Linked DNA regions of Homo sapiens: all the other regions are linked to region 3. A link is a contact called in ENCODE Hi-C or POLR2A ChIA-PET data. All regions are on one chromosome and are shown on one strand. Each heading gives the region's core, a stretch centred on a gene start or an enhancer-like site at or near the end of the contact. The rest is flanking DNA. Distances are from core to core; before and after follow the strand shown.

Evidence for each region. A loop is a pair of places that touch in the nucleus more often than their neighbours do. ChIA-PET counts read pairs that join two places held with the same protein, here RNA polymerase II (POLR2A). Pooled maps may share reads with other maps.
Region 1: a map with no recorded cell type shows a loop between it and region 3 (10-fold over the local background). The contact joins the promoter of PRKCSH here to the promoter of YIPF2 in region 3. A Hi-C loop is called at or near these places in 1 of 168 maps with a recorded cell type or tissue (PC-9), 3 of 37 single-sample maps with no recorded cell type and 11 of 50 pooled maps. POLR2A ChIA-PET finds 5 or more read pairs at or near these places in 2 of 52 experiments (H1 and WTC11).
Region 2: a map of CD4-positive, alpha-beta T cell shows a loop between it and region 3 (4-fold over the local background). The contact joins the promoter of CDKN2D here to the promoter of YIPF2 in region 3. A Hi-C loop is called at or near these places in 2 of 168 maps with a recorded cell type or tissue (CD4-positive, alpha-beta T cell and naive thymus-derived CD4-positive, alpha-beta T cell), 2 of 37 single-sample maps with no recorded cell type and 6 of 50 pooled maps. POLR2A ChIA-PET finds 5 or more read pairs at or near these places in 2 of 52 experiments (activated CD8-positive, alpha-beta memory T cell and activated naive CD8-positive, alpha-beta T cell).
Region 4: a pooled map shows a loop between it and region 3 (7-fold over the local background). The contact joins the promoter of KEAP1 here to the promoter of YIPF2 in region 3. A Hi-C loop is called at or near these places in 5 of 50 pooled maps. POLR2A ChIA-PET finds 5 or more read pairs at or near these places in 2 of 52 experiments (HCT116 and HEK293).
Region 5: a loop to region 3 is called in a pooled map, with 4 times the contacts of the local background. The contact joins the promoter of PLPPR2 here to the promoter of YIPF2 in region 3. A Hi-C loop is called at or near these places in 1 of 168 maps with a recorded cell type or tissue (naive thymus-derived CD4-positive, alpha-beta T cell) and 9 of 50 pooled maps. POLR2A ChIA-PET finds 5 or more read pairs at or near these places in 1 of 52 experiments (PC-3).

Annotation. Positions count from the first base shown.
Region 1 is chr19:11,431,684-11,437,121 of GRCh38, reverse strand. PRKCSH (PRKCSH beta subunit of glucosidase II) reads right to left here and starts at 1,487. Exons shown (of 18, transcript NM_001289104.2): 1 at 1,416-1,487; 2 at 926-1,081; 3 at 617-733. The coding sequence starts at 1,004. ODAD3 (outer dynein arm docking complex subunit 3) reads left to right here and starts at 2,001. Exons shown (of 13, transcript NM_145045.5): 1 at 2,001-2,349. The coding sequence starts at 2,106. RefSeq lists enhancers at 930-1,149, 1,400-1,809, 1,383-1,882.
Region 2 is chr19:10,567,059-10,572,633 of GRCh38, reverse strand. It overlaps CDKN2D (cyclin dependent kinase inhibitor 2D), which reads left to right and starts at 3,655. Exons shown (of 2, transcript NM_001800.4): 1 at 3,655-4,121; 2 at 5,217-5,575. The coding sequence starts at 3,981. RefSeq lists a silencer at 3,389-4,038 and enhancers at 4,319-4,488, 4,928-5,435.
Region 3 is chr19:10,925,166-10,930,358 of GRCh38, reverse strand. YIPF2 (Yip1 domain family member 2) reads left to right here and starts at 1,720. Exons shown (of 10, transcript NM_001321439.2): 1 at 1,720-1,848; 2 at 1,919-1,979; 3 at 2,400-2,560; 4 at 2,643-2,729; 5 at 4,586-4,673. The coding sequence starts at 1,949. It overlaps TIMM29 (translocase of inner mitochondrial membrane 29), which reads right to left and starts at 1,548. Exons shown (of 2, transcript NM_138358.4): 1 at 1,443-1,548; 2 at 105-1,345. The coding sequence starts at 1,536. The coding sequence ends at 657. RefSeq lists silencers at 1,103-1,152, 1,193-1,472 and enhancers at 1,686-2,386, 2,387-3,089.
Region 4 is chr19:10,501,271-10,507,183 of GRCh38, reverse strand. KEAP1 (kelch like ECH associated protein 1) reads left to right here and starts at 3,828. Exons shown (of 6, transcript NM_203500.2): 1 at 3,828-3,943. RefSeq lists silencers at 3,813-4,432, 4,443-4,722 and enhancers at 4,561-5,116, 5,093-5,342.
Region 5 is chr19:11,351,199-11,356,681 of GRCh38, reverse strand. PLPPR2 (phospholipid phosphatase related 2) reads right to left here and starts at 1,250. Exons shown (of 10, transcript NM_001393892.1): 1 at 1,110-1,250. It overlaps CCDC159 (coiled-coil domain containing 159), which reads right to left. Exons shown (of 11, transcript NM_001080503.3): 6 at 4,709-4,776; 7 at 4,549-4,625; 8 at 3,110-3,231; 9 at 2,808-2,890; 10 at 1,986-2,102; 11 at 1,738-1,809. The coding sequence ends at 1,805. RefSeq lists an enhancer at 1-338 and a silencer at 981-1,430.

The sequences.
Region 1 (5,438 bases), core at 238-2,737, 510 kb before region 3:
GGAGCTTGCAGTGAGCCGAGATGGCGCCACTGCACTCCAGCCTGGGAAACAGAGCAAGACTCCGTCTCAAAACAAAAACAAAACCAAAGACACGGTCTCATCCAGGCACGGTGGCTCACACCTGTAACCCCAGCACTTTGGGAGGCCAAGGCAGGAGGATGACTTGAGCCCAAGAGTTCCAGGCTGCAGTGAGCTACGATCATGCCACTGTACTCCAGCCTCAGCAACAAAGCAAGACCCTGTCTCTTCAAAACACACAAAAACAAAAAGCCAGGGTCTCCCTTCACCTCTGTCTCCTGCTGGATTGCTCTTGGCCCCACCCTGTCTCCCACTTCTAGGGGTTTGCCCGTGTTGACCCCTCCATCTGCAGCACCTTCGGGATTCAACTGAAACCTCACCTCCTTGGAGGAGCCTTCTCTGACCCCGAGGCTTGGGAGGAGGACGACTCTGGGCTCCTCCAGCTGCCCGGGGCCATAACACTGACCACTGACTTCTGAGCTTGTTTCTGCCCACTCAAAGGGGAGCCAGCAGAGGTAGTATCTTGGTCACACAGACAGGGCCTGGCACTGAGCAGTGTTCAATAAACATCTGATGGATGAACAGAGAAAAGGCTCACCTGGCTCGTCAGAGCCATCTTTGCAGTCGCAATAGTCATCGTTGACCTGATCAAATGGGATGGTGGCCGAACCGTCCAGGCAGGTGAAAGGCTTGGACTCATCGTAGAAGTGATGATCTGCGGGGTACAGGAAGCTCAGCCCAGGGCAGGTAAGCGCCTTCTCCACCAAATACCACCTCTGTCCTCCCATCCCCACCAGCGGAGCACTACCGGGAAACTGAGTCAAAAGGCTGTAAATGCCTATCCCTAAGGCCCAATGTTGGCCCCTCCCACCTCCAGCCTGGCGGGAGGGTGAACAGGAGGACTCACTGGTGAGGGAGACGCCCCGGGGCCTCTTGACCTCCACGGCCCAGCACATGGGTAGCAGCAGCAGCAGCGGCAACAGCATCTCACCAGACGCTCTGAGGCCCGAAACGGGTTCTGTGGGAGGAAGCCTACAGCGGGGAGATGCGCTGTGTCTTCACGCTGCAGGAAGAAAGCGGATCCCGGTCAGTGGGAGAGGGCTACTTCCAGCCAATTGGATTCCTCCATCGCTTCCAGGCAATGAGGCCTCACTTTGTTTCCGATATGGGGGCGAGGGGCAGCGATCTCCCCAATCCTGGCCAGTCTCACTTTGCTCAAATCAATGGCGAGGATCTCAAGATCTCAAAACCTCCGCTCCCTGTGCCCAATTGTGACCCAATTCCCGCCAACAGACCAAAGGGATTAACAGCCTCCGCCGTCCACACCCACACATGCACCCTCCGGTTGCCCCCTGTAAGAAACTGAGGTGCCCTCCCACCCGCTCGTTCACACCTACACGAGGCCGGAGCAAAGGTCAGTATCCACCGCACCCCTCTTGTCCAGCAGCCGCGGTTCCTGCTGCAGAAAGAAAGCGGAAATTTCTGGACCCCGTCACTTCCGGTCGTACGTTCCGCACCGGGAACGGAGACTCAGGGTCGCCATGTTGGGAGAGGCAGGAGTGGGGGCGGTGCCAGAGCCGAGACGGCCATCTTGGGCAGGACTGTGAAACCTTAGAGAGGATAGTTCTGAGGGCTAGCTCTTAATGGCGGCGCAGCGTACCTCCATCTTGGGAGTGGCGGCTTCTCAAGCCGGAAAGAAAGTTCCTGAAAAATGCCCGCGAACCCCCAGGGGCGGGATAAGGTTGGGGGAGGTAGGGAAACGGAATGAGCACGTGACCCCAAAGTGTCCAGACCCTCCGTCCTGCGGCGCGGCTCTACCCCGCCCACTGTTGGGACCGCCCCTCTATGCAGCCTCAGCCAATGAGAACGCAGTGTCAGCCACGGAACGCGGGTGATCTCCATGGAAACAGTGGAGAGAGACGGGGAGGCGGTTACCTGGCAACCGAGAGATGCGGAGCGCAACCACCTAGCGGTCGGAAAGTGCATTTTTCAGAGCCCTAGGAATCCGAGCTGACGGATCCCTGACAGGGGCGACTGACTCCTAGTTATCCCCCTAACCCCTAGGGGCCTTCAGCCCCAACCCCATCATGACATCTCCTCTGTGCAGGGCGGCCTCCGCCAACGCCCTGCCTCCTCAGGACCAGGCTTCGACGCCCTCTTCCAGGGTCAAGGGCAGGGAGGCTTCGGGCAAACCCAGCCACCTCCGAGGCAAGGGCACAGCCCAGGCGTGGACCCCAGGCCGTTCCAAGGGAGGATCCTTCCACAGAGGTGCAGGGAAGCCCTCTGTGCACTCTCAGGTGGCTGAGTTACATAAAAAGATACAACTGTTAGGTAAGATGGCTCCAGAGGGTACAGAGGGTCAGGGGTCAACAGTGCCCATCCAATCTTCATGGTGTGACAAAGGTATTTCTCCAGCATGAGTCTAGGTAAACCGTTTCTGGGCAAAAACTCATACTTAGTTCATGTTTTTCCTTCTCTGTCTCTTAAAACTTCTCATGGGTTCAGAACCGACTGAACTGTACTTCATACTTTCTTGTAATTTATTTTCTCTATTTTTTTTTTTTTTTTTGGCAGAATCTCACTCTGTTGCCAGGTGGGAGTGCAGTGGAACGATTTCGGCTCACTGCAACCTCCGCCTCCCGGGTTCAAGCGATTCTCCTGCCTCAGCCTCTTGAGTAGCTGGGACTACAGGCACACGCCACCACGCCTAACTAATTTTTGTATTTTTAGTACAGAGGGATTTCACCATATTGGCCAGGGTGGTCTCAATCTCTTGACCTCCCAAACTGCTGGGATTACAGGCGTGAGCCCGCCTCGGCCTCCCAAACTGCTGGGATTACAGGCGTGAGCCACTGCACCCGCGTTTTTTTTTGTTTTGTTTTTTGTTTTTTGAGACAGGGTCTTGCTCTGTCGCCTAGGCTGGAGAGCAGTGGCATGATCTCGGCTCACTGCAACCTCTGCCTCCAAGGTTCAAGCGATTCTCGAGCCTCAGCCTCCTGACTAGCTGGGACTATAGGTGCGTGCCACCACACCTAATTTTTATATTTTTAGTAGAGACTGGGTTTCACCATGTTGGCCAGGCTGGTCTCGAACTCCTGATCTCAAGTGATCCACGGCCTTGGCTCCCAAAGTGCTGGGATTACATGTGTGAGCCACCGCGCCCAGCCTTCTTTCTTTCTGACAGGGTCTTGCTCTGCTGTTGAGGCTGGAGTGTAGTGGTTGGATAACAGTTCACTGCAGACTTGACCTCCTAGGCTCAAGCGATCCTTCCACCTCAGCCTCCTGAGTAGCTGGGACTACAGGCATACACCACTGTGCTTGGCTAATTTTCTTACTTTTTGTAGAGATGGGGTCTCACTATGCTGCCCAGGCTGGTCTCAAACTCCTGGGCTCAAGCAATCCTTCCTCCTCAGCCTCCCAAAGTGCTGGGGTTACAGGCATGGGCCGCTGCACCTGGCCTGAGCATAGATTTTTAGAGCCAGATTTTCTGGGTTGGAATCCTGGCTCTGCATAATAGTTGTCCAACCTTGGGGGACTAAGAGTAACCTAATTGTTCTCAGTTTCTCGATGTGTGAAATGGGGATAGTAACAGTACAACATAGGTACCTGAAATGTGTAAAGTGCTTAGAACAGTGCCTGGCACATAGCAAAGTACCATAAGGTGTAAACCAGTGGTTCTTGTTGGAAAAGGGTTGGTTTGCCCCACAGGGGCCATTTGGCAATGTCCTAAGACATTGAGACCAGCATGGCCAACACGGTGAAACGCTGTCTCTACTAAAAATACAAAAAATTAGCCGGGCATGGTGGCATGGATGTCTGTTGTGGGTGTGTGTCTGCCACTGGCATCTAGTGGGCAGAGTTGAAGATGCTGCCCAACATTCTGCAAAACACAGGAGAGCACCCCACGGCAAATAATTATTCGGCCCAGTTGTTGGTCATCCTGAGGTTGCAGAATCCTTGTGTGTAAGCTATTATTATTGCTTTTGTTGATATTATTAAGAGGTAATCATGGCTGGGCGAGGTGGCTCACACCTGTAATCCCAGCACTTTGGGAGGCTGAGGTGGGCGGATCATTTGAGGTCAGGAGTTTGAGACCAGCCTGGCCAACATAGTGAAACCCCATCTCTACTAAAAGTACAAAAATTAGCCGGGCATGGTGGCGCACGCCTGTAATCCCAGCTACTTGGAAGGCTGAGGCAGGAGAGGGGCTTGAACCCAGGAGGTGGAGGTTGCGGTGAGCCAGGATTGCGCCACTGCACTCCAGCCTGGGTGACAGAGTGAGATTCCGTCTTAAAAAAAAAAAAGGGTAATCTTGCATGGTTGCTTGTGACCTTAAGCAGTTTAATCAGCCCAAGCCTCTGTCTTGTCATCTGTGCAAGGGGTATGATATGCGTATGCCATGGATACCTATTGGCACGTGATATATGGCATTCGGAAACCTCTTAGTCCAGCATCCAACACATAATAAATGCTCACAGTGAAGTACAGTTGACCGTTGAACACCATGTGTTCACATATATCATTCATCCTTTCAAGTTAAAAAAAATTGAGATGGGCAGGCCGGGCACAGTGGTTCATACCTGTAATCCCAGCACTTTGGGAGGCTGAGGCAGGAGGATTGCTAGAGGCCAGGAGTTCGAGACCAGCCTGGGCAACATAGTGAGATCCTTGACTCTACAAAAAATAAAGTAGCCAGATGTGGTGGCACATGCCTCTAGTCCTAGCTACTTGGGAGGCTGAGGCAGGAGGACTGCTTGAGCTCAGGAGGTTGAGGCTTCAGTGAGCAGTGATAGCACCACTGCACTTCATTCTGGGTGACAGAGCAAGACCCAGTCCCAAAAAAGAAAAGAAAAGAAAATACAACAGTCCTGGAATGCAAAACCTGAGTATACAGAGGGACAACTGTTTGTATCTGCAGGTTCCACAGGGCTGACTGTGGGACTTGAGTATGGAAGGATTTTGGGGTTTTTTGTTTTGTTTTGTTTTGTTTTTTGAGACAGAGTCTTGCTCTGTTGCCCAGGCTGGAGTGCAGTGGCAGGATCTCAGCTCAATGCAACCTCCACCTCCAGAGGTCAAGTAATTATTGTGCCTCAGCCTCCTGTAGCTGGGATTACAGGCACCCACCATCATGCCCGGCTAATTTTTTTTTTTTTTTTTTTTTGAGGCAGAGTCTCGCTCTGTCACCCAGGCTGGAGTGCAGTGGTGCGATCTCGGCTCACTGCAAGCTCTGCCTCCCAGGTTCACACCATTCTCCTGCCTCAGTCCCCTGAGTAGCTGGGACTACAGGTGCCTGCCACCATGCACGGCTAATTTTTTTTTTTTTTTGTATTTTTAGTAGAGGCGGGATTTCACTATGTTAGCCAGGATGGTCTCGATCTCCTGACCTCGTGATCCGCTCACTTTGGCCTCCCAAAGTGCTG
Region 2 (5,575 bases), core at 2,406-4,905, 360 kb after region 3:
GTGCTGCAATGGGAGTGGGTAACACGTGTCAGTCCATTCCTCAGTCCCGGGTCATGGCCCTGGTCCTCTGCTGTTGCCTTTGCTTCCCACCTCCACGGTCTGTTCCCCCAGTAGCCGCTAGAGGGCGCGTGTTAGCATCGCTTCTTTTTTCCTTTTTTCTTTTTTCTTTTTTTTTTTTTGAGACAGTCTCACTGTAGCCCAGGCTGGAGTGCAGTGTCGCGATCTCGGCTCACTGCAACCTCCGCCTCCCAGGTTCAGGCAATTCTCCTGCCTCAGCCTCCCGAGTAGCTGGGATTATAGTCGTAGTCGCCCACCATCACGCCTGGCTTTTTTTGTCTGTTTGTTTGTTTGTTTTGTTTGAGACGGAGTCTCAGTCTGTCGCCAAGGCTGGAGTAGTGCAGTGGTGCGATCTCGGCTCACTGCAGCCTCCGCCTCCCGGGTTCAAGCGATTCTTCTGCCTCAGCCTCCCGAGTAGCTGGGATTACAGGCGCCCATCACCACACCTAGCTAATTTTTGTATTTTTAGTAGAGACCGGTTTCACCATGTTGGCCAGGCTGGTCTCGAACTCCTGACCTCATGATCTGCCCGCCTCGGCTTCCCAAAGTGCTGGGATTACAGGCATGAGCCACTGCGCCTGGCTTAATTTTTGTTTTTGTTTTTGTTTTTTTGAGACGGAGTCTCGCTCTGTCGCCCAGGCTGGAGTGCAGTGGCGCGATTTCGGCTCACTGCAACCTCCACCTCCCAGGTTCAAGCGATTCTCCTGCCTCAGCCTGCTGAGTAGCTGGGATTACAGGCGTGCGCCACCATGCCCCACTAATTATTGTTATTTTTAGTAGAGACGGGGTTTCACCATGTTGGTCAGGCTGGTCTCAAACTCCTGACCTCATTATCCGCCCGCCTTGGCCTCCCAAAGTGCTAGGATTACCGGCGTGAGCCACCGCGCCTGGCTTAATTTTTTTTTTTTTTTGAGACAAGAGTCTTGCTCTGTCGCCCAGGCTGGAGTGCAGTGGCGTGATCTCGGCTCACTGCAAGCTCCGCCTCCCGGGTTCATACCATTCTCCTGCCTCAGCCTCCCAAGTAGCTGGGACTACAGGCGCCCGCCACCACGCCTGGCTAATTTTTTGTATTTTTAGTAGAGACGGTGTTTCACCGTATTAGCCAGGATGGTCTCAATCTCCTGACCTCGTGATCCGCCCGCCACGGCCTCCCAAAATGCTGGGATTACAGGCGTGAGCCACTGCGCCCGGCCTGTATTTTTTAATAGAGATGGGATTTCACCATGTTGGCTAGTCTGGTCTCGAACTCCCCACCTCAGGTGATCCACCCGCCTCAGCTTCCCAAAATGTTGGAATTACAGGTGTGAGCCACTTCGCTCGGCATTCCTATCTTATTAAAGCCATGGCCTGGTCGGGCGTGGGCGACAGAGCAAGACTCTGTCTCAAAAAAAAAAAAAAAAAAAAAAAAAGGCCGGGCACGGTGGCGGGCGCCTGTAGTCCCAGCTACTCGGGAGGCTGAGGCAGGAGAATGGCGTGAACCCGGGAGGCGGGGCTTGCAGTGAGCCGCGATAGCGCCACTGCACTCTGGCCTGGGCGAGTGAGACTCCGTCTCAAAAAAAAAATTAAAAAAAAATTAAAATAAATAAATAAATAAAAAAGCCATGGCTTGATTTGCACAATTGCCATCCTGATACCCCACCTACCTGCTCTCCCCTGCTCTGTACCACACCAGGCACGCTCTCACCTCTGGGCCTTAGCATCTGCTGTGCCTCCCAGCTGGTGTGCTTTTCCCCATATAACCACAAGTCTCCCTCCCTCACCTTTAGGTCTCAAATCAAATGTCACCTCTTCAGGGAGGCCCTCCCTGCCTTTGCGTTTCTTTTTCTTTTCTTTTCTTTTCTTTTTTTTTTTTTTTTGAGACAGAGTCTCACTCTGTTGCCCAGGCTGGAGTACAATGGCGCGATCTCGGCTCCTGCGACCTCCGCCTCCTGGGTTCAAGCGATTCTCCTGTCTCAGCCTCCTGAGTAGCTGGGATTACAGGTGCGTGCCACCAGGCGCAGCTAATTTTTTTTTTTTTTTTTTTTTTTTTGAGACGGAGTCTCGCTGTCGCCCAGGCTGGAGTGCAGTGGCGCAATCTCGGCTCACTGCAGGCTCCGCCCCCTGGGGTTCACGCCATTCTCCTGCCTCAGCCTCCCGAGTAGCTGGGACTACAGGCGCCCGCCACCTCGCCCGGCTAATTTTTTATATTTTTGGTAGAGACGGGGTTTCACCATGTTGGTCAGGCTGGTCTTGAACTCCTGACCTCGTGATCCGCCCACCTCAGCCTCCCAGAGTGCTGGGATTACAGGTGTGAGCCACCGCGCCCGGCTTTTTGCCTTTCCGTTTCAATGGCTCATCTGGTCAGTCCTCTACCACTCTAAAAAGATTTAACTATTGGCGGAGAGCAGGAGCTCACGCCTGTAATCCCAGCACTTTTGGAGGCCAAGGCAGAAGGATCCGTTGAGCCCAGGAATTCGGGACCAGCCTGGGCAACAAAGCAAGAACCCCAACATAAAAAAAAAAATCTGTATTTAAAAGCCAAACACAAATAACAAACAAAAAACACCAGCCTGGGCAACATAGTGAAACCTCATATCTACTAAAAACACAAATTAGCCGGGCGTGGTGGTGCGCCCTGTAGTCCCAGCTACTCGGGAGGCTGAGGCAGGAGGATCACTTGAGCCCGGGAAGTCGAGGCTGCAGTGAGCTGTGATCGCGCCACTGCACGCCGGCCCGGGTGACAGGAGTGAGACCCTGACTCAAAAATAAATACATATATAAATAAAAATTAACTATTGTCTCTGGCCCCAGACCATAGGTGTCCCTGCAGCAGGGGCCGACTGGCGTGCTCTCCACTCGGGCCCCTCTAGGAGGTGCTAAGTAAATATTTGAACGAAGACCTCTGAGTCCCTGTCTGGCTGCGACTATGTCCTCTCAGGCCTTCCCACGTGGCAGCTGCAGGCTCCTTTCCTGCTGGCTCAGTCTGAGCCCGGCAGGGTGATCCCTTCCTCATCCACTCCGTCTCTCCGTTTCCCTTTCTTCACGGTGCTTGACACTATCTAATATTATTTGGTTGTTTGAATGTGCGCGTCCAGCTCCCAGGACGCTCCCTGCACACAGTGAATGAATAAATGAATGAAATAAAGCGCCCAGCTCGTAGTAAGGGCCAATGAATGTCTATTAGTAGTGGAACCTCGGATTGGGTGGCTCCAGCCCTGCCTCCCTTCCCTCAGGAGGCGCCGAGGTCCCAGAGCAGCCCGCGCGACCCTGCCCCTGACCTTTCTCCCTGGGTCAGTTAAACCAGCCTTCTTTCCCGCCTGCCGGGTTCATTTGAAAACCGAAAACCCCGCCATTGCCGGCGGTCCACCGGTTGCCACACTCTGACCAATCAGGAGCGACGCGTTTCACGCCGAGCCCGAAGTTTCCCCGGCGACGCGCAGCCACTGGTTATGCAGGCCCTGTGGGCGGAACGCCGTAAGGTCGCGCGCCGGGCAACGCGGTGCCGCTACACAGTAGCGAGTTTGTAAGAAAACAAATCAGTTGCGTTCGGGGCGTGGCCGGGAGCACGTTGGCTCCGCCCCCTGGCGGCTGCCTCAGCGGCGGCGGCGGCGCAGGCTCAGAGCAGACCCCGCCCGGCGAGGAGGAGGGAGGGTGAGTTAGGGGGAGACCCGGCCCCCAAGGGGCGGGCGCCGGGCAGGGCCCCGCGGGCGGCCGAGGGTTGGGCCCGGCTCCCAGCCCCTCGCCGTCCTCCGGCTGACAGGGGGAGGAGCCCGCCGGGAGGGCCGGGGTCTCGGGCTGGGGAGCCGGGACGGGAGAGCAGCGCAGCCGGGTGCACCGCGGCCGCGCCCCGGGAGGGCTGTTCGGGCCAGCGCCCGCCGGCTGCTCCGCGCTGACAGCGCCGGGCTGGGGCGGGGCGGGGGGCTTTGCAGGCCGCCAGTGTCGACATGCTGCTGGAGGAGGTTCGCGCCGGCGACCGGCTGAGTGGGGCGGCGGCCCGGGGCGACGTGCAGGAGGTGCGCCGCCTTCTGCACCGGGAGCTGGTGCATCCCGACGCCCTCAACCGCTTCGGCAAGACGGCGCTGCAGGTGAGGCCGGGCCGGTCCAGGTTGGGGCGGGGCGGCTAAGCGGGATGAGGATCGAGACCCCAGAGCTCCTCTCTGGTCTCCTGGCCCTGGTGGTGACCCACTGGGAACCGGTCCTTCTTCTCTAGGCTTTCATTGTTCCCCCACAGTCCCCCTTCGAAGGTGGGTGGTGGGTGAGGCTAGGTTGTGGGGGGAGGGGAGAGCTTTTTAGCATCTTCTCTGGGAGGATTCCTGGTTCTCTGAGTGCCGGGGATTCACTTTCCCTGGGGAGGTTCTTATTCCGTGGGTGCGGGTTCAGCTCCTTTGGATGCCGTTTCCATGGGGACGGCTCACGTTTCTTGGGGCTTCTATGGGGAGATCCGATCTCTGGAAGGAGAGGTCCTGTCTCTAGGGGTTCCTCATTTTGTAGGGGGCTCTCTGAGACAAATCTGGTTACTTGGGGGTGGGGTCTTCATTCCTAAAGGTTATGCGGATCCTTGATATAGTATGGGGGCCCCAATGGAGGAACAATGTCAGATTGCAAGACATCCCTATATTCCCTGGGAGACATTTTACAGGGAAGTCTCGTTTCTCTTTTATTATTACTTTTGGAATCCCGCTTCTTGAAAGGAGCTCTCAGGTACTCTGAGGTGACATCACCATTATGTAGGAGGAGGCTATTTCCTGGAGAAGGGGTTCGCTTTCCTTTGACATCTTTTTTCCCTTATGAGGACTATCAATTCTTTGGGGGTAGTTCTCCATCTCTGGGGGCCCATTTCCTGGAGGGGATTTTCTGTTTCCTGGTGATTGCCCATATCTGGGGGCGTCTTTGGTCCCTTGGGGGAGAGTCTTAGGTTCCTTGAAAGTTTCCATGGGGGGCTGTTCTCTGGGTTGGGGGGTCTCATTCTTAAGGGAGTGACCAGCTTTTGGGGGGGGTCCCTATTCCCAGAAGAACTTTCCTGGGGGCTTATGCAGCTTCTCCGTTCACTAGAGGACCCCTCCTCTAGCATTTCCTGTTTCTGGGAGATGCCTCTTTCTGGATGACCCTTCTCTTTCCAGTGACCCCTTTTGTGGAACCTCCTCCCTTGAGGACCTCCTGATCCTCTGTCCCTCACACAGGTCATGATGTTTGGCAGCACCGCCATCGCCCTGGAGCTGCTGAAGCAAGGTGCCAGCCCCAATGTCCAGGACACCTCCGGTACCAGTCCAGTCCATGACGCAGCCCGCACTGGATTCCTGGACACCCTGAAGGTCCTAGTGGAGCACGGGGCTGATGTCAACGTGCCTGATGGCACCGGGGCACTTCCAATCCATCTGGCAGTTCAAGAGGGTCACACTGCTGTGGTCAGCTTTCTGGCAGCTGAATCTGATCTCCATCGCAGGGACGCCAGGGGTCTCACACCCTTGGAGCTGGCACTGCAGAGAGGGGCTCAGGACCTCGTGGACATCCTGCAGGGCCACATGGTGGCCCCGCTGTG
Region 3 (5,193 bases), core at 471-2,970:
GAGGTTGCAGTGAGCCGAGATTGCACCACTGCACTCCAGCAGGCAAAACAGAGCAAGACCCTGTCTCAAAAAAAAAAAAAAAAAAAACGAGAGAGAATAGGTCATAGAATAAAAACATTTCAGCTCAAATTTTATTTAGTTAATTACTATTATTATTCTTTTTTGTAGCATCGGAGTCTTGCTATGTCACTCTAGCTGGCCTCAAACTCCTGGCCTCAAGCGATTCTCTTGCCTCAGTTTGCAAACTGCTGGGATTACAGACATCACCATGCCAGGCCACAACCCAAACTTGAAAAAGAAAATCTAAGTGGCCTTAGAAGAGTTTGCAAGTCAGCTGACCAATGTGGTACCTCCTTAAGGAGGGCCTCTGAGGCCCGATGAAAAAGGCTTATATAAAAGGCTCATGACCAGCTCTGCCAGTGATGAACATGTGTCAAGTCGTTCTGCTGTCCCCAACTCCCGGACCCAGGTGGCTCTGAATTAGCTTCAGCTAATAAAGAACAAAGACGGGGGGCAGAAAGGCTCCCCAAACTTGTGCAAATCCAGTGAGAAAACACTTTGCACATCATCTGTCTCAGCTGTTCTGCAGGTGAGGCACACTCAGAACTGCACCACCCCAGGCAAGCAGTTTGCCAGGACTCGGGGGCCTCAGGGTTTCATCTCGGGGCCTCCGCCTGCACCAGCGAGTGGGCCTGGCTCAGGGCGAGCCTGTCCTTCTTCTCCTTCTGCAAGACCTGCTCCTCCCACAGCGCCTGGTCCACCTGATCGTCGGTGAGCACGACAGGCTTGTACTTCTCATCGAAGAGCCGCTCGTTGGTCTCGGAATGCAGCTGCTGGGGCCCGACCACCCGCAAATGCGCCGGCAGGTGCAGGAATTCGTCGTCGTTGATGTCGCAGTCGCGCATCCAGGCCCCCAGCACCCACCAGCGACCCACGAAGCCCACGTCCAGGACCCGGCCGGGGAAGTCGGTCCAGCGGGGCTGCAGGTAGCGGCAACGCGCCTGGTAGAGGCTGGCCTGGGCGTCGAAGGGCGCCTCGTACACCAGCGAGCAGAGCCCCAGGTTGACGTAGCGCAGGCGGCCACGGCCCCGCAGCCAGAGCAGCCTCTGCACGAAGGCTTCGGACTCGCGGTTGCGGGTGGCCGGCGCCAGCAGCAGGAGGGTCCCCGACGCCTCCAGCAGCGCCTCCTCGAAGGCACCCTCGCTGGGCGCCAGCGTGAAGCAGGCCGCCGCGCCGCCCAGCAGACCCACATACACAGCGGCGCGCCCCGGCCGGGCCCTAGCCTCCGCCGAAGCGTCCCTGCAGGCCTCGGCGTAGTCCCGGAGCAGCGCGCGGGCCCAGGACCCTGAGGGGAGAGGAGCGCGGTAAGAGTGATCCGGCCGCGGCGGCCACCCACCCTGTCGCGGCGGCCACCCACCCTGCCGCCTTCCGCCGCTACTCACCCAGCCGCGCCCACACTCCCGGCTTCGCCACTACCGCGTCGCCCGCCTCTGCGCGGCGCCGGGACCAAAATCTCCTCAGAGCCGCCGCGGCCATCCTCTTCCGTCTTGGGGGTCCTTGCTCCGGGAAGAAACTCCTGATACCCGACGTTAAGAGCCCGGGAGTCTCTTCTGCGCAAGCGCCAACTTTACCGGAAGTGGCTTCCCAACGGGAGAGGATAGAAAGAGGACAGGCGCCGGATGTTGCTGTCAGGTCTGAGTCGGTTGGAGTCTGACGGGTAGGCGAGACGCGCAGGCGCAGAGAGCCCCAGCCACGCCGGCCCAGGTGGCCTCAGGTGAGGGGGGGCGGAGCGCACCTGTGGGGACGGGACGACGAGTTCAAGCCTCCGTGGGTGCAGTTGGTCGCCAGGTAGGGCTGGGGGCCGAGGGACCGGCTCGGGGGCGGGGGGGAAGTGTGCCTGACCGGTCTCTGTCCTCAGCGAGGGATGCGGAGACGCCCCTGAACGACCATGGCATCGGCCGACGAGCTGACCTTCCATGGTGAGTGCGGCCCCGACGTGGCCGGATCTCCCACTCCCGCCCCGGGCCAGAACCTCCCCCCGATACGGCTTCCAATTTCTCTACCCCGAAGCCTAGGCGGCTGTGAACCCTGACCCAGGAGTGAGACCCATCTCTGACTCGAACCCCGCCCCCGCCCTGAACTCAGACCTCAAACCCGAGCCTCTCGTCCCCAGACCCTGACCCCATCCCAGCGTCAACCCTAAGTTGCAGTTCCACTTTAGGAGGAAGGGAACAGATGTCCTCCGGATGCCTCCAAACTGAGGAAGTTGGGCCCCACCTTGGGGGAGATCAATGGCTCAGCAGAGCCTCCGCCCCCAGATGAGCATCGGTTTAGCTTGGGCCCAGTCGAGTTCTTTCCACCCCTCAAACGTGCGTGTGTCCCATATACCTCCTCCACAGAATTCGAGGAGGCCACTAATCTTCTGGCTGACACCCCAGATGCAGCCACCACCAGCAGAAGCGATCAGCTGACCCCACAAGGGCACGTGGCTGTGGCCGTGGGCTCAGGTGGCAGCTATGGAGCCGAGGATGAGGTGGAGGAGGAGAGTGACAAGGCCGCGGTGAGTCCCTGTGTCCTGCCTCCTTGCAGCCCCCAGCTGACCCAGGCTCTCCGGGCAGGCACTGAATGCCCGCAATGTGCAGCTCCTGCAGGAGCAGCAGCAGCAGCAGCAGCCGGGATTCTGGACCTTCAGCTACTATCAGAGCTTCTTTGACGTGGACACCTCACAGGTCAGGCTGGGGAGGCAGGTGGGATGGGGCTCAGAGTTATGCTCAGGGTTCAGCCACTCTTCCCCTGGGCAGGGTGCTGGTGATGGTGGGTGCTGGTGAACGAACTGTGGTGCTCTCAAAGGGTTATGGTGGGACTGGTTATGGATCGGGACTATGGGAACACAGGGGACACACACAATCTGGTGGGTTAGAGAAAGGCCTCCTGGGGGAGGTGAGGAATTGGCTGAGACCTAAAGGAGACAGAAGGCTTCCCTGGGGAATAGGGTAGGGAAGCAGGAGTATATGTTCCAGGCACAGGGAACAGCATATGCAGAAGACCAAAGATGGACTGGGCGCAGTGGCTCCTGCCTGTAATCCCAGCACTTAAGGGGGCCGAGGTGGGCAGATAACCTGAGGAGTTCAAGACCAGCCTGGCTAACATGGGGAAACCCCGTCTCTACCAAAAATACAAAAACTGCCGGGTGCGGGGTGGCTCATGCCTGTAATCCCAGCACTTTGAGAGGCCTGGGTGGGTGGATCACCTGAGGTCAGGAGTTTGAGACCAGCCTGGCCAAACATGGTGAAACCCCGTCTCTACTAAAAATACAACAAAATTAGCCGGGCTTTGTGGTGGGCGCCTGTAATCCCAGCTACTCTGGAGGCTGAGGCAGGAGAATCGCTTGAATCCGCCAGGCGGAGGTTGCAGTGAGCCAAGATCGTGCCAGTGCACTCCAGCCTGGGCAAAAAGAATGAGACTCTGTCTCAAAAATAAAATAAGATAAATAAAATAAAATTAAATAAAAAATAAAATAAAATAGAAAAATTAGCCAAGTGCAGTGGTCGGCGCCTGTAATCCTAGCACTTTGGGATGCCGAGGCGGTGGATCACTTGAGGTCAGGAGTTGGAGACCAGCCTGGCCAACGCGGTGAAACCCCATCTCTACTAAAAATACAAAAATTAGCCAGGCATGGTGGCACACACCTGTAGTCCCAGCTACTCAGGAGTCTGAGGCTCGAGAATCACTTGAACCTGGGAGGCGGAGGTGGTAGTGAGCCAAGATCGTGCCACTGCACTCCAGCCTGAACAGAGTGAGACTCTGTCTCAAAAAGAAAAAGGGGGTGCTGAGGCCGGGTGCGGTGGCTCACGCCTGTAATCCCAGCACTTTGGGAGGCCAAGGTGGGAGGATCATGAGGTCAGGAGATCGAGACCATCCTGGCTAACACGGTGAAACCCCATCTCTACTAAAAATACAAAAAATTAGCCGGGGGTGGTGGTGGGCGCCTGTAGTCCCTGCTCTTTGGGAGGCTGAGGCAGGAGAATGGTGTGAACCCAGGAGGCGGAGCTTGCAGTGAGCCGAGATGGCACCACTGCACTCCAGCCTGGGTGACAGAGCGAGACTCCGTCTCAAAACAAAAAAAAAAAGAGGGAAAAAAAAGAGGGGGCTGGGAACGGTGGCTCACGCCTGTAATCCCAGTACTTTGGGAGGCCGAGGTGGGTGGATTACCTGAGGTCAGGAGTTCGAGACCAGCCTGGCCAACATGGTGAAATCCCGTCTCTATTAAAAATACAACTATTAGCCAGGCGTGGTGGCACACGCCTGTAATCCCAGCTACTCGGGTGGCTGAGGTAGGAGAATTGCTTGAGCTCGGGAGGCAGAGGTTGCAGTGAGCCGAGATCATGCCACTACTCCATCCAGCCTGGCCGACAGAGCAAGACTCTGTCTCAAAAAAAAAAAAAAAAAAAAAGAGAGGGAAAGGCTGAGTTCTTTCAGGTGGGGCATGGAAAGAGAAGGGTGGAGGTCAGCAGGGAAGGAGCCTCTCAGGACAAGGGAGAAGCTCCTGGCAGACTTCCATCCTTGACCTTGGCCTTGCCCCCAGGTCCTGGACCGGATCAAAGGCTCACTGCTGCCCCGGCCTGGCCACAACTTTGTGCGGCACCATCTGCGGAATCGGCCGGATCTGTATGGTGAGTGAGGTTGTGCATTTGGTTCCTTGATGGATCACTCAACAAGTGTGGCCTGAGTTGCAGATGCCAGTGTATAGCTGCGGACAAATCAGTCACTCAGACAGTGTGACTTACCTGCTGTTCAGGGAGACAGAGACATGAAGGACTGCAGAGGGTGGCGGGTAGAGAGCAGCAGAGCAGACAGGAGGAGTGGCCCTGCAGTTCTGCAGGGTGCAGCAGGGCAGGCCTCCCTGAGGAGGGTGAGGGAATGAGCCTTGTTGGCAACAGGAGGGGTGGGGGAGACCTAGGAAAAGAGGCTTCCAGAAACGACGTAAGCTTCATGGCAGGAACTTGCATGAACTGCAGGGCGGCATTACCACTGGAGCGAGTGAGCTGCAGGGAGGTCACAGGCGAGGGGACAGATCACACAAGCCTCCCATGCTGTGGCAAGAAGAGATCTTTTTTTTTTTTTTTTGAGACAGAGTCTCACTCTGTCACCCAGGCTGGAGTGCAGTGATGTGATCTCAGCTCACTGCAATCT
Region 4 (5,913 bases), core at 2,579-5,078, 430 kb after region 3:
AAAGTGCTGGGATGACAGGCGTAAGCCACTGGGCCTGGCTCTTTTTTTACATTAAAAAAATAGAGGCCTGGTCAGGTACAGTGACTTATGCCTGTAATCTCAGCACTTTGCAGGGCTGAAGCAGGAGGATCACTTGAGCCCAGGAGTTTGAGACCAACCTGGGCAACATAGTGAGACACCATCTCTACAAAAAAGAAATAACTTAGCCAAGTGTGGTGGCATACACCTGTGGTCCCAGCTACTTGGGAGGCTGAGGCAGGAGGATGGCTTGAGCCAGGAGTTCGAGGCTGCAGTGAGCCATGATTGCACTGCTGCACGCCATCCTGGGTGACAGCAAGACCCTGTTAAAAAAAAAAAAAAAAAAAAAGAGGTGGGGCGTGGTGGCTTACACCTGTAATCCCAGAACTCTGGGAGACCAAGTAGGGAGGATCCGTCGAGCCCAGGAGTTCGAGATCAGCCTGGGCAACATGGTGAAGCCCCAGCTCTACAAAAGAAAGAAAAAAAGGGTGGGGGGAAGTTAGCTGGGTGTGGTAGTGAGTGACTGTAGTCCCAGCTACTTGGGAGGCTGGGGCAGCAGGATCACTTGATCTCAGGAGGTCAAGGCTGAAGTGAGCTATGATTGTGCCACCGCACTCCAGCCTGGGTGACAGAGCAAGACCTTGTCTCAAAAAAAGAAAAATAAATAAATAAAATAAAAAAAGAGTCTGGGTGCAGTGGCTCACGTCGGTAATCCCAGCACTTTGGGAAGACGAGGCGGGAGGATCACGAGGTCAGGAGTTCAAGACCAGCCTGACCAACATGATGAAACGCTGTCTGTACTAAAAATACAAAAAATTAGCTGGGTATGGTGGCAGGCACCTGTAATCCTAGCTACTTGGGAGGCTGAGGTAGAAGAATCGCTTGAACCCGGGATGCAGAGGTTGCAGCAAGCCAAGATCACACCACTGCACACCAACCCGGGTGACAGTGCGAGACTCCGTCTCAAAAATAAATAAATAAATAAATAAATAAATAAATGAAAATCGAAAAAGAAAAAGAGAAAAGAAAAAATAGAAGATCTAGGTACATATCCATACAGTAAATGTACTGCTCCTTTTAACTGGCTGCATAGTATTTCTTAGCAAGGATGTGCCACCACTGATTAAGCCAGGGCTCTACAGAGGGACATGTGAATGGGATCCAGTCCTTTTGCCATGATATGCATTATAATGCAATGAATGTGTGCACATGCTTCCTCCTGTATGTGTGCGAGTGCACCTTGGATAAATCTCTACAAGCACCTGGCTCACTGGACCTGTAGGTTTGATTTTGAGAGATATTAGAGAGGTTGTTTTCTGCAACGTGCCAGGAAGGCGCTGGTTACAACCTCGGCCACTCAGCGTGTTCACGGACTATCTAGGCCGCCCCCCTGAGGAGCTGTCTGGAACTGCATCTACACGCAACAAGGATTTGGGGTAGCGGGGTAACTCCAACGTAGCCCTACACGTGATTCCTTCCAGACCCTGAGCCAGGACGTTCAATCTTTCAAATTCACCCTGGAGGCTCCAGGGGCCTAGAGTTTCCATTTATTATTCACTTACATGGCGAAATCCCATCTATCTTTTTTTTTTTTCTTTTCCTTTCGAGACGTAGTCTCGCGCTGTTGCTCAGGCTGGAGTGCAATGGCAGGATTTCGGCTCACTGCAACCTTCACTTACCCACCACCACACCCGGTTAATTTTTTGTATTTAGTAGAGACGGCGGTCTCACCATATTGGTCAGGCCGGTCTCGAACTCCTAACCTCAGGTGATCCACCCGTCTTGGCCTACCAAAGTGCTAGGATTACAAGCATGAGCCACTGCGCCTGGCCTCTCTATCTTTTAAAAATAATTATAATTTGGATGAAATTTAGATGAATTCTTTTTTTTTCTTTTTTTTTTTTTTTTTTTGAGACAGAGTCTCACTCTGTTGCACAGGCTGGAGTGTGGTGGCGCGATCTCTGCTCACTGCAACCTCTGCCTCCCGGGTTCAAGCAATTCTCTGCCTCAGCCTCCCGAGTAGCTGGGGATTACAGGCGCCCGCCACCACGCCCGGTTAATTTTTGTATTTTTAGTAGAGATGGGGGTTTCACCATGTTGGCCAGGCTGGTCTTGAACTCCTGATCTCGTGATCCACCCACCTCGGCTCCCAAAGTGCTGGGATTACAGATGTGAGCCACCGCACCCAGCCTAGATGAATTCTTTAAAATAAACTTACATACATTTATTTAAAAGTTAACGTTACATGATAAACGGTGTGCATGACAAATCAGTATCCCCAGTCATGAAAAATAGCAATGGTTTCTGTCTCTTGGGAGCCAGCATTCGCATTTAATATTTTTATTTTTTATTTACTTATTTATTTTTTTGAGTCAGAGCCTCGCTCTGTGGCGCAGGCTGGAGTGCAGTGCGGTGATCTTGGCTCACTGCACGCTCCGCCTCCCGGGTTCACGCCATTCTCCTGCCTCAGCCTCCTGTGTACCTGGGACTACAGGCGCCCGCCACCACGCCCGGCTAATTTTTTGTATTTTTAGTAGAGACGGGGTTTTATCATGTTAGCCAGGATGGTCTCGATCTCCCGACCTCGTGATCCGCCTGCCTCGGCCTCCCAAAATGCTGGGATTACAGGTGTGAGTCACCGCGCCCGGCCCCGCATTTAGTCTTAATGATAATCTGGTAGGTAGGTGCTATTATATTATTACTTTTTATAGAGAGGAAACTGAACCATAGAGAACTAAGTAAGCGCCCACGGGCACTGAGCTGGTAAGAGGCAGATCCAGGGTTTGAACCCCCCAAAGACGGGTGCCACACGCCTCTTGATAGGAAGTAAATCAAAAATAAAGACAAGGAAGGCCGGGCGCGGTGGCTCACGCCTGTAATCCCAACACTTTGGGAGGCCGAGGCGGGCGGATCATGAGGTCAGGGGTTTGAGACCATCCTGGCCAACATGGTGAAACCCCATCTGTACTAAAAATACAAAAAATTAGCTGGGTATGATGGCGGGCGCCTGTAATCCCAGCTACTCGGGAGGCTGAGGCAGAATTTTTTGAACCCGGGAGGCGGAGGTTGCAGTGAGCCAAGATCGAGCTACTGCACTCCAGCCCAGGTGACAGTGAGAGACTCTGTCTCAATTAAAAAAAAAAAAAAAAAAAAAAGACAAGGAAAACCTGAGGCCTGGGCACAGCGCCTCACACCTATAATCCCAGAACTTTGGGAGGCCAATGGAGTCAGGATCTCTTAAACCCAGGTGTTCAAGACCAGCCTGGGCAACATTGCGAGACCCCATCTCTACAGAAAAACAAACAAACAAACAAAAACTAAAAATTAGCCGGGTGTGGTGGCGCCTGTCTGTGGTCCCAGCTACTCAGGAGGCTGAGGTGGGAGGATCGCTTGAGGCCAGGAGCTCAAGGCTGCAGTGAGCCGCGATTGCGCCACTGCACTCCAGCCTGGGCGTGCAGATCAGAGCGAGACCTTGTCTCTAAAGGAAAAAAAAAAAGAAAGAAAGAAAGAAAAGAAAAGAAAAGAAAACCTAGCGAGGTAGATAATTTTCCCTAGATCCTGCGGCCGCCGGACCACGAGGCCGGCGCTGTGCGTTGTTAAAAGGAGAATAGCAGATGGTGGCGCGCAGCCCCGCGAGGAGACATCCAGCAACGAAATCGGGAGATGGAAGGGACAGTGAGAAGGGGGGCCTGGCTGTGCGCCCCCGCCCGATGCCCCACTCCTCGCCGACGGGCGCCGGGCACCTGCGGGAAGGGCGGGAGAATCGCCGCTCCTTTCCCGCCGCGCCCTTTCCGCCCTCTCCCCGCCTCCTTTTCGGGCGTCCCGAGGCCGCTCCCCAACCGACAACCAAGACCCCGCAGGCCACGCAGCCCTGGAGCCGAGGCCCCCCGACGGCGGAGGCGCCCGCGGGTCCCCTACAGCCAAGGTAAGGCAGGAATCTCCTGGACTGGGTCGCGGTCCCCCGGCTTCCCGGAAGCGCAGTGCGCGGGTGGCATCACTGTGCCCGGAGCCCCTGCGCGCCCCGGCCATCCCCACCCCGAGGGACCCCCTACGGAGGCGACCTGGGGGCTGAGGTGAGCGCTTGGGCAGCAGCGACGGGGAGGGGTGTCCACCCCACCCCTGGTGCGGGCCGGGGCGCGCAGGCCTGGAACTCGGGGTTCAGACTCCCCGCGACTCGGACCACGCGGCTAAGCGCGCTCAGGGTCGCGTGCCCCCGCCCCGCCGCCATGCTGGGCGCCGTGGTGGCCGCGCAGCTGGGCGACAGCAGGCGTGGGCGGGGGTGGGGAGCGGCCCCTCAGCGGTCCCTACCGCCTGAGGCCAGGGCCCGGGGACTTTTATTGTGACACGGCGGGCGCCCGGCTCTGCTTAGTCATGGTGACCTGCGCGCGCTCCGCGCCTCCCCCACGCGCAGCGATGGAGGCGCCGGGGCTCGGGCGGTGGAGGCGGAGCCGGAGCGCGGCCATGGCGGGGTGAGTGAGGCGGGATGTGCCCGGGCTGCGGGCATCGCGGGCCGCGAGCGCCCCTGCGGCCGTGCCCGGAGACCAGGAAAACGGGCGCCACGGCCCAGGGCGCCTCCGAGTTCCCCGCCAGGACTCGGAGGGCCAGGAGGGCGCGACCTGGGTGGATATTTTTGTTGGACGGCGCAACTCTTGGGGTGGCCCGGGAGCGGCGGAAACCGAGCGAGAGAACCAGGAGGCGCTGCGCAGAAGGAGGCCCGGGGGCTCCGAGGCGTTGAGGGGCTCGATCTGCGTTCTGGGGTTGGCAGCCGAGAGGCCGCGGTGGGGTCACTTCCTCGCCTCACTGGGCCTGGTGGAGGCTCAGGAGGGGCATGCGCAGTCGCCCACTTGCCGCTTTGTAGGGTGGGGGAAGTGCCCGGTGCCCAAGGGGCATTGTTGACCGATTGGCCAAAGACCAAGAGGCAAACCCAGGGCCTTGGCACCAGAGTGGGGGCCGAGTGGCACCCAGGGAGGGTGGAGGAGGCCGCTCTGGCAGGCACGGTGGCAGGGCAGTTAGCCAACCACCCGTTTATTGACCCCTGCGCAGTGCCAGGCCCCAGGCGAGAGGCACAGGAGAGGGTTGGCCCGACGCCGACCTACATAGGTCTCCCTGCCATTTGAGGCGCTGGGGCCGGGGACGAGAGACAGTCGATCAACAGACAAGCAAAGGAGGTCATTTCAGTTCCTGACAAGCGCAGTGATGACAATAAAACAGGGAAGAGGAGACTTTGAGTTGAGTCCCAGAAAGAGGGGAGTGAGAACTTGCAGATCCACTTGTGGGGAGCCACTTGGAGATCCCCCACTCCTTTTGAAACGTAACTCACGTCTGGGCACAGCAGCCTATGCCTGTAATCCCAGCATTTTGGGAGGTCGAGGAGGGGGATCACTTGAGGCCAGGAGGTTGAGACCACCCTGGCCAACATGGTGAAATCCCATCTCTACTAAAAATACAAAAAATTAGCCCATCGTGGTGGCTGGTGCCTGTAATCCCAGCTACTCAGGAGGCCGAAGTATGAGAATATCTTTTTTTTGTTTTATTTGAGATGGAGTCTTGTTCTGTCACCCAGGCTGGAATGCAGTGGTGCGATCTCGGCTCACTGCAAGCTCTGCTTCCTGGGTTCACGCCTTTCTCCCGCCTCAGCCTCCCATGTAGCTGGGACTACAGGCGCCCGCCGCCACACCCGGCTAATTTTTTTGTATTTTTAGTAGAGATGGGGTTTCACCATGTTAGCCAGGATGGTCTCGATCTTCTGACCTTGTGATCCGCCTGCCTCGGCCTCCCAAAGTGCTGGGATTACAGGCGTGAGCCACCACGCCCGGTCGAGAATATCTTGAACTCGGGAGGCAGAGGTTGCAGTGAGCCAAGATCGCACCACTGTACTCCAGCCTGGGCAACAGA
Region 5 (5,483 bases), core at 1-2,500, 430 kb before region 3:
ACACACACACACACACAACCATGGCATAGCGTTCACCCATCCCACAGTGAAGACCGAGCACCTGCCGACTTCCAGGCGCTGTGCTGGGCGCCACTTTGCAGTAAACAAGAGGGGCCCCCTTGTTCAGACAGGTGTCCAACACACACAACACATGTCACTGCATACTCACACACAGTGGGCTCATAGCCTGTCAGAGACACCAAACAGATCAAACAAGTCCCCACCCCCACCCCAGGCCAAACAGAGAGAGACATGTCAGGAGACCCTACACACATCACAGTCCCACACAAGCCCCCACACCGCTACAGTCAGGGACACACAGTCAGGCCTGCAACACACTTAAGAGTCACAGAAAAGAGTCACCGCACACAATGGGGGTCACAGAACTCATCACAGCGTCACACCCCCAATTACAAGGCACTCAGCGACAGCCACACACACACTAACAGTCTCTTATTCACACCAACAGTCACAGGGGAGAGACAAGGTGCCATCTACAACCACATGGCCACATCCATGGACCATGACACAGACTCACAATGCCACACAAGAAAGGTGCACAGCGCACGACCACAGCCACACACACATACACACCATCAGAATGAACACACAACAGGAGCCACACAATGACAGTCCTATGCACACAACCACACGAACACCAAGACAGTCACACACAGAGACAGCAGCCACACGGGGGGCCAATGGCAGTCACAGCATAGCCAGACACACACACACAAACCATCAGAGTGACACCCACAACGACAGCCGCACAATGACAGTGACACACACACACACACACCCGCGGACCTCCCGAAACCACACAATCCCAGTCATGCAGCCACACGATGACAGTTACACAACCACACACAGACACACAATGACAACCACACAATCACAGTTACCCACAGCCGCCCTCACCACCGGTGCTGGCTCCTCGGCCCGGGGTCCCCTCCCCCAGCCCGGTCCCCTCCCCCAGCTCGCCGCCTCCCCTCCCCCGCCCCTCCCCGCGCTGGACCCAGAGGGACCCAACCCTCAGGAACCGGAGACCGACACCGGGGGTGGGAAGCCCACGGGAGGGGATGAGGGGCGCCCCCACCCCCTCCTCTCACCGCGTCGAGGCCGCCGCCGCCTGAGCCCCCGCTCCGCCTAGACTGCCCCGGCGCGGCGGGATGGACAGACGGACTGCCAGCCAGGCTGGCAGACGCGAAGACCGAGACGCGGTCGGCCGGGCCTGGCCGCGCCGCGCAGACTCCGAGGTGGAGGGAGGGGCGGGGCCTCCGGGCGTCTCATTTGCATAGCCCCGTGGGGCGGGGCCTCCGTGATCTTGGAGGCGGGGCGTGTTAGCATCGATTGTAGGAAGGAACCAAGAATGGAAGTAGAGAGGGAGGACCCTGGGGTGGGCGGGGCTCCGAGGGTAATAGGAGGGAGGGGCTTCAGAGTATGTCCCTGGGCCGCGCCTCTCCCTCTCTGGGCCTCAGTTTCCCCATTCGCCAGGGCCCCCCAGAAAGGAAGGCTCTGTGGCCAGTGTGGAAGTCTGTCTGGCTGCTCGTGTCTGGACAGAATGACTCCTTGCCTTGTCATATATTAAATCTGGCTTCAGATGTCCCCTGATTCCAAGCCCACACATCCCGAATGACCCCTGGGGTCTCTACACCCCTCCCCCCCAACAATGAGGGGTAAACTAGGAGGGCAGGGGGATTCCTAGGCACAGGAAGCAGCAAGACTAACAGTCGGGGCTAGAGGAGGGTCTGGGCTAGTTTATTTTCTCTCTGGAGGGGTCTTCAGGGAGAGCAGTCCCGGCTGCTCAAGCTGTGGAGAGAGAGGGTGGGTCAGGGCCTGGCCAGGTCCAGGGGACTCCGGGGCTGCAGGTCAGGGACCGCATGCCCAGATCAGGATCTGGGCCTGTTCTGAGGGTCTAGACTGTGGGAGTCAAGGGCAGGTCAGGAGGGAAATGGGTGGAGGGGGGGACTGGGGAGGATCTGCACCGGGTGGGAAGGAGCGGCCGCTCTTGCTGAAAGGTGGCTGGGAGAGGTCCTGGTCACAGTCGGAGTCAGAGTCCCAGGAGGGGAGTGGAGGGCTCAGGCACTGGTGCCCCTTGTGGCCTGCAGGAGGGACAGGTTCCCTGAATGTGACCCTCAAGTAACCCCCAAATATAGGCCCTGTGTCCCTTCATAGTATACCTCATTGATACTTAAACCATGACCCCCAATTCCCTTGAATGTGATCCAGTGTGACACCAAATTATGACTTCAATGACCCTTGCATTTTACCCAATTGACACTTTTTTTTTTAGAGATGGGGTCTCGCTCTGTTGCCCAGACTGGAGTGCAGTGGCACGATTATGGCTCACTGCAGCCTCAACCTCGCAGGCTCAAGCGATCCTCCTGTCTCAGCCTCCTGAGTAGCTGAGACTACAGGTGTGCTCAGCCACAGGTGCACCATCACCCAGCTAGTTTTTAAATTTTTTGGAGAGATGGGGTCTCACTGTGTTGCCCAGGCTGGTCTCAAACTCCTAGACTCAAGTAATCCTCCCACCTCAGCCTCCCAAAATATTAGGATTACAGGCATGAGCCACTGTGTGGAGTCCCCATGGACTCATATAAGATCCAAGTGACTCTGAATGTGACCATGAATGACTCCTGGATGAAACCTCCAGTGACTCCTTAATGTGACCCCAGAACACTACTTAATGTGACCATAGAATAACACCCATCAGATGTGACTCCCAAATAGGCTCTCTGAACATAGCCTCCCTGTGAAGCTAGACAATGACCTCCCACCCCTGAGCAATTCTCAGCCTCCCTCACCTCTTAGGCTCGAGGCCTTGGGACAGGCCCCCGAGCACAAAGTGAGGCTGTCTATGGAGTTCTGCAGCACGTGCACAGCAGACCTGCAAGAAGACAAGGAGCTGGGGGCGCTGGGAGACTCCACACTGCTCAGGGTGTAGACAGCAGTACAGCTAAGGTTGGGGGCCGTGGTGGGGTGAGTCCTAGGGGGTGAGGGAAGTCTGGACTCAGGTGGGCTCCAGGTTCTGGTGGTCACTGCCAGATCCCGTTGGGGGAACGGGTTCAGAGGAGGGTCAGGGGTCAGACTGCAGGCTGGGCATCACCATATATCACTCAGTTCCTTCTGGAGGTCATCCTTCCAGCAGCCACTGGCTCCCTGCGGTATCTCTTCAGTCTCCGGACAGGCGGCTGTCTCATGACCCTGCTGCTTCATCTTGGTCAGGATCTGGGGTGGGGAGGGATGAGAGAACAGCAGTCATAATAATAATGACAATAGTGCCAGGCGCGGTGGCTCACACCTGTAATCCCAGCACTTTGGGAGGCCGAGGCGGGCAGATCACGAGGTCAGGAGATTGAGACCATCCTGGCTAACACAGTGAAACCGCATCTCTACTAAAAATACAAAAAGTTAGCCGGGCGTGGTGGCGGGCGCCTGTTGTCCCAGCTACTCGAGAGGCTGAGGCAGGAGAATTGCTTGAACCCAGGAGGCAGAGGTTGCAGTGAGTTGAGATCGCGCCATTGCACTCCAGCCTGGGCAACAAGAGGGAAACTCCGTCTCAAAAAAGAAAACAAAATAAATAATAATAATGATAATAGTAAAAGGTGACTGTTATATAGCACTTGTTATATGCCAGACTGCATTCAAGTGCACAGTACTCAGCTAATACAGACACCTGATCAGGTAGGGAGGAGTGTTTTTTTTTGTTTTGTTTTTTGTTTTTGTTTTTGGTGTTTGTTTCTTTTTTGAGACAGGGTCTCAGTCTGTCGCCCAGGCTAGAGTGCAATGGTACTATCAGGGCTCAACGCACCCTGAACCTCCAAGGCTCAAGTGATCCCCCTACCTCAGCCTTCTGAGTAGCTAAGTCTACAGGCATGTGCCACCACACCCTCTTGTTTTTTTTGTTTTTTGTAGAGACAGGGTTTTGCCATGTTGCCTAGGCTGGTCTTGAACTTCTGGCCTCAAGCAATCCAACCACCTCAGCCTCCCAAAGTGCTGAGATAACAGGCATGCCACAGCACCCAACAGGATGAGTTTTCTTTTTCTTTTTCTTTTTTCTTTTTTTTTTTTAAGATGGGAGTTTTGCTCTTGTCGCCCAGGGTGGAGTGCAATGGCACGATTTCGGCTCGCTGTAACCTCTGCCTCCTAGGTTCAAGCCATTCTCCATCCTCAGTCTCCTGAGTAGCTGGGATTACAGGTGCCTGCCACCACACCCAGCTAATTTTTGTATTTTTAGTATAGACGGGGTTTCATCATGTTGGCCAGGCTGGTCTCGAACTTCTGATCCACCCACCTCAGCCTCCCAAAGTGCTGGGATTACAGGCGTGAGCCACCGCGCCCAGCCAAGATGAGTTATTATTACATCCATTATACAGATGAGGAAACTGAGGCTCAGAGAGGTCAAGTGACTTGCCCACAGTCACACAGCAGTGAGTGGCAGAGCTGAGATTTGAACCCAGGCTCCAATCTCATGGTGGAGGCTGGCCAAAATCCCCATCCCTCCCTCTCCCACTCCTCCCCAGGGTCCCCATCTCCTCCACTCACTTTGCGGCATTTCACCTGCGTTTTCTGCATTTTCTGAATGTTCACCAAGTTCTCTGAGATCTCATCCTCCTGCGCTTCTGTGGAGGGAGGGGGCTCAGGCGGACAAAGGCTGAAGAAGGACCCCCTCCCCACACACCGGCTGTGGGCTCCAGGAACTCACGGAGCTTCTGATAGATGAAGGTCACCTCCTCCCGCACCAGTTCCAGCTCCTCCCACAGGAACTTCTTGCTGAGGGGACAGTGCAGCCTAGACCTGCACTCCCTGCCTGGCCCCTGACCTCCCATGCCCCTATCTGTGCCTCCACCCATCCCCGCAAGCTCTGTCCCCTCCCCACACTTCCCTGCCCTTTTCCCCTCCCCTTCTACAATCCCCCTACCCTCATCCCCCTCCTCTCCTTCTGATCCCCAGCCTCCCATTCTCTCAGTCTCTCCCACCCCACTCAGCCTCCTATCACCTGGCCTCCACCTCCCCACCTCCTGTCCCCCGACTTTCTATACCCCCAGTCTCCTGTCCTCTCAGTCTTCCCTGCCATCCCCCTTTCTGATCCCCTGGCCTCCTTTTCCATCCCACCTCCAGCTTTCTGTCTTCCCTGCCTTCTGGCCTCTCAGTTTCCCACTCCCCCGCCCCCACCAGCCACCTGTCTCCCCTGAGCCTCTCATCCCCTCCTCATTTTTTTTTTTTTAGACAGAGTCTCGCTCTGCCGCCCAGGCGCCCAGGCGCCCAGGCTGGAGTGCAGTGGTGCGATCTCAGCTCACTGCAACCTCTGCCTCCTGGGTTCCAGTGATTCTCCTGCTTCAGCTTCCCTAGTAGCTGGGATTACAGGCACCCGCCGCCATGCCTGACTAATTCTTGTATTTTTAGTAGAGATGGGGTTTCACCATGTTGGCCAGGCTGGTCTCGAACTCCTGACCTCAGGTGATCCGCCCATCTCGGCT